Linked DNA regions of Homo sapiens: region 2 is linked to region 1. A link is an interaction called in ENCODE POLR2A ChIA-PET data of the cell type or tissue named here. Cell type or tissue: PC-9. All regions are shown on one strand.

Region 1 (2,500 bases):
TAACAGCCCAAGCTTTGATTTGTAACTATCACACCCACTAGCAGCCCCCATGGGATGAGTGGAAAGGAAAAGTATACCTTAGATGCATATTTTCCATATATTATACCTTTCCTTGGTGACACGAGAAGGAAATACAGTGCTCCGTTGGGCCATTTTCTTTTTAATAATTCACATCTGTTGAAAAAATAAGCACTAAATTATTTAACAGTTTATATCTAGAACTTAACCTCAAAAGCTTATTATTAAGTTGCTAAGTGGATCATAAATTATGTTGAAACACTGATAAGTTATATTATTAAATGTTTTGTATCTTATACATGAAATAAACAGCATATGTTTCCAAATAAGAAGAAAAGCAATCAAGCAAAATCAAAGCTCTTCTGAAATTAATATTGCTAAGCCTTGCAAGACAGACCAACAGGGACTGTACAATGGAGTTTCCTGAAGTTTCCTCACTCCAAATCTGCATCTCAAGCTTGAGAAACCACTTTTAACAGAAACTAGAGTGTTTAATAGGCTTATCCAATCTTATACTTCTCTGTAGAATTTTGCAGGAAACTACCTCAGTAAATTTGATCTCAGAAAACTTTTACTACTAATTCCATGGTAAATGAAGAGCACTTATTTCTAAATTAATCTCAAATAAAACAGCACATGATCAATGTGATCTGATTTGTGGGAAGATATCTATCCACCAAGGGAGTGAGAAAGATATTCCTCATTAGAACTTGAAAACTTTATAATAAGATACAATCATTCATATTTCATCTTGCATATAAGGAACATTTGGTCCCCACAACTCATTAGAAATGTGAAAAACACTAGAGGATGTTTAAAATACTTTATTATTTAGGTTCCTCAATACTGCTATCAATTGCCTTAAAATAATGAATGCCTACTAACTATGATCTGATTCCATAATTAATTCTCATTTAGATGCTGGATTCAGAAAGCATTTCTGATTGAAATCACTGTTTTGGCGTCATCTCTCTAGTGTTTTATTTTTGGAGTTTCAAAATGTGCACATTTCATTTTCTTAGACAAAGAACTTTAAACAAATTACATTTAAGGAAAAAAAAGTCATTCATGCCAAACAAGCTATGGTGCCCAAAGAGTTCTTCAGTGTCAAAGAGAAGCATTTCTGCCATATAGACTACAGTAGCCCTCCCTCATCTGTCAGGGGTACATTCCAAGACCCCCAGTGGATGCCTGAAACCGAAGCCTATATATACTATTCTTTTCTACACATACATACTCATGATTAAGTTTAATTCATAAATTAGGCACAGTGCTCTTGCACTTTGGGGCTATTATGAAGTAAAATAAGGGTTACTTGGTCACAAGCACTGCAATACCCCAACAGTCAATCTGATAACAGAGATGGCTATTAAGTGACTCACAGGGCCAGGTATACATGGTGTGGATATGCTGGACAAGAGGATGATTCCCGTTCTGGGCAGGAGGGAGCAGGATCGCACAAGATTTCATCACACTATTTCAGAACAACACACAATTTAAAACTTATGAATTGTTTATTTCTAGAATTTTTTATTTAATATTTTTGACCATGGTTGACCTTGGATAATGTGGAAAGTGAAACCATCGATAAGGGGGGACTACCGTAAATAAAATCAGGCCAGTGTGGGAAATGCTGTTATTTAGAATCATAGAATCTTTACAGTTTTAAAGTTGTAAGACATCTCAGTTGAGATATTAATCTACAGAATAGCCTAACTTAAGAAACATGTATTTGGCATCTATTAGGTAATTAAGTAACCTAACTAGGAAAAACTAAAATCCCTTCCCTCAGCAGAAGTCATCTAAACCAACCAGAAAACAATGGGTTGTGGCTCATGCCTGTAATCCCAGCACTTTGGGAGGCCAAAGTTGGAGGATTGCTTGAGCCCAGGAGTTCAAGCCCAGAATTTCGAGGCCAGCTGGGCAACATGGCGAAATCCCATCTCTACAAAAAATACAAAAATTAGCCAGGCGTATTGATGCACACCTGTAGTCCAAGCTACTCTGGAGGCTACTCAGGAGGATCACCTGAGCCCAGGGAGGCTGAGGCTACAGTGAGCCATGATAGCGCCACTGCACTCCAGCCTGGGCAATAGAGGAGACTCTGTCTCAAATACAAACAAACAAAAACAATGGGTTAAGTGGCTAACCCTGTGAAAAAAAGCACATGGGGAGGGAAAACAGGAGAGGGGTCGATTTTTCCTGGGTAGCAGCTAGGTCAGGAAGAACTGATGAGAATGAGTAGGCTTTCCCAAAATAGGGGATGGAGAGATTGTTCCACAGCTTCTCTTCAACACTCCAACCTCTACTTCCTTTCTTCTGAACATGCTCTGGCCTGCCTAACCTGTTCTTCCGCCCTCATATTTGGCCACTCCCTACCACAATCACCTGCTCCAGTCACCGGGAACCCCCGCCCCCGCCACCCCATCCACCACCGTCCTTGGATATGTCCTGCACACTCCTGCCATCACACCTCTGTGCG
Region 2 (2,500 bases), 150 kb after region 1:
GGAGCAACCCCATGGCAATTTGCCATTTAGCTGAGGCATATATTTTCCTCCATCCACAACCTGAGTATCTCAGACGAGGATGAGGAGTGAGTGAATGAAGGAGAAATGTTAAAATATGATTACATTATAGAGTCTTTAAATGCTCATTAAAACATATATTCGTTCAGTATCTTTTATGCTTTCATTAATGTGCCCTAGGCTATTGAGAAAGAAAGAGTAAGACAAAAAGGTGAAAACTAGAAATATTCTATGTAATGGAAAAGACCATAAATATACTCATAAAACAATTAGTGAGCACAGAAATATACAATCAGGTAATCTATAATAATGTACATGTAATAATCTACAACAGATTTTTTCCCTTATTTTGGATTCTGAGAAGTGAGCACTAACATATTGCAAAGGGATTTAATTGCAAATGATTTGTGTAAACCTGGTGCCATAGAAAAACTTCTGGGGTTGAATTTAATTTTATCGCATTTAAATAGAAAAATGCCCACCTGAGAATATGCAGCTGTAATTACGAGGGAGTTTTATTGGTTGTTACTGTGGCATGTGTTTATTTCTCTCCCACTTAACATTCTGGATGGAGGGAGTTCAAGGCTGCTGTGTAGCTCTGCAGTTGTCTGGTTTTCCTGCTCTGCCATCCTTAGGGTATGGCCTTGGTCTGTCCTCATCCTTATGGGCCCCCAGTGAAGCTCTGATCAAGACCTCCTAATTTTGAATGTCCTAGAACTTGAATACACCCCTTCCACTTATGTCACACGGCCACATCTAAACTACATGGTAGGCTGGGAATGAATTTTTTATTCTGGGTAACTGTGTGTCCAATAAAAAGCCCGAGATTTTATAACTCAAGGAAAGGAAGCACAGCTCACAATTGCTGCCACAGGTCAGCCTCTGTCTGTCCATGAGCCAGTTGTTCAGATGGGAGGAAATCTGAATAGAGGAAGAGACAAGTCAGGCAAGAAAGTTGTGACTCAGGGTTTATCTCATCTGCTGGGGAGTTCAAGGGGCAGTTTAATACTGGCTGTATTTTTCGTTTCTCTAAGTAGAAGTTTCATTTAAGTTACTGTGGAATAGGCTGGGCGTGGTGGCTCATGGCTGTAATCCTAGCACTTTGGGAGGCTGAGGTGGGCGGATCACTTGAGCTCAGGAGTTCGAGACCAGCCTGGGCAACATGGCAAAACTCCATCTCTACTAAAAATACAAAAAATTAGCCGGGCATGGTGGTGTGTGCTTGTAGTCCCAACTACTCAGAAGGCCGAGGTGGGAGGATTGCTTGATCCCGGGAGGCAGAGGTTGCAGTGAGCTGAGATCATGCCACTGCCCTCCAACCTGGGCGACAGAGTGAAACCCCATCTCGATAGATAAATAAATAATAAATAAATTGTGGAATGATCTTCTTTGACATTCTGCTAGATATGAAGGCTGCTTAGAGGCAGTTGTTTGAGAAAGAAAAAAGCAAGCCCTGACCTCCAGGAACTGGTGACAGTGGACGCTATACACCACTCGTTCACAGTGTTGCTCGACGCTGGTCAGGTGCTCACAGCTCGGCCATGTTGTCTTCCTGTTGGCCATAAGCCGACTCACAGAGCACTGACCTTGGACAAGGTCATGGTGAAACCATGGTAAATAGAGACAAAGCAAAGCCACTTCATATTTTTTTCTGAGCACAGACACAAAAAAGTTTCCTGTAGGACCCATAATTTTGATTATGACAGGGTAAAGACAAGTTCCATTTTCTAGGATTTGATTTGAGCCAAGGTCAATGAATAGCTTATTTTGTAGCTTAATTGACAACAGTAAATACTTTTGCAGTCTTAGGTCCCGCTTGATCTGTACTAGGGAGGGTAATTTGAACCAAGAGCCTGATTCCCGGGCATTTCTGCCCTAACCAGATCACGGGCTAAGGATGCAACAGAGCATAGTTTCAGCAGAGCCCCCTTGAAAAAAAAGTTATGCTGAATCCATGATGCAACATCCATTTGAAATGAGGAAAAAGAAGGCAAAGATGACATGATTTATTTTGTGTCATACCTAAATAATTAGAAGAAAGCCCCTTTTTCTAGTAGCACCTATAAAAATTTCACTGGGCTTTGGAGGTCTAAAGGGAAATTCTAGCACATATTTCAGCTCCAGTTAATCCAAGGTTACCATCATCTCAGTTTTGTGAAGAGATGGAAAGAAGCCAACTGAAACAGTAGCGTAGGAACCCAGCCCTGCCTTTTGCTTTATATGTGACCTTGGCCACGTACCTGACCTTCACCTTTCTCATATAGAAAAAGAAAATAGGCGGGCCGCAGTGGCTCACGCCTGTAATCGCAGCACTGTGGGAGGCCAAGGCAGATGACTCACCTGAGGTCAGGAGTTTGAGACCAGCTTGACCAACATGGTGAAACCTCATCTCTACTAAAAATACAAAAATTAGCTAGGCGTGGCGGTGTGTGCCTGTAATCCCAGCTACTAGAGAGACTAACGCAGGAGAATCGCTTGAACC

Evidence for each region. ChIA-PET counts read pairs that join two places held together with the same protein. Peaks named below come from ENCODE experiments on the same cell type or tissue, not always from the same donor. Only the 100,000 strongest peaks of a DNase experiment are listed, where the experiment ranks them.
Region 2: POLR2A ChIA-PET joins it to region 1 with 5 read pairs; 3 of 35 experiments call an interaction of 5 or more read pairs at or near these places.

What each region holds. Positions count from the first base shown.
Region 1 is chr15:59,456,224-59,458,723 of GRCh38, reverse strand. It overlaps FAM81A (family with sequence similarity 81 member A), which reads right to left. Exons shown (of 9, transcript NM_152450.3): 2 at 78-174. The coding sequence starts at 97. Among named protein-coding and RNA genes, the nearest start is that of FAM81A, 19 kb to the right of the region's middle. In PC-9, no CTCF peak of the experiment used is centred here; DNase peaks (open chromatin) are centred at 1,393 and 2,373; H3K27ac peaks cover 1,150 bases.
Region 2 is chr15:59,304,077-59,306,576 of GRCh38, reverse strand. The region is part of intron 1 of MYO1E (myosin IE); the gene reads left to right. Among named protein-coding and RNA genes, the nearest start is that of MYO1E, 68 kb to the left of the region's middle. RefSeq lists a silencer at 2,184-2,360. In PC-9, no CTCF peak of the experiment used is centred here; DNase peaks (open chromatin) are centred at 956 and 2,336; H3K27ac peaks cover 2,500 bases.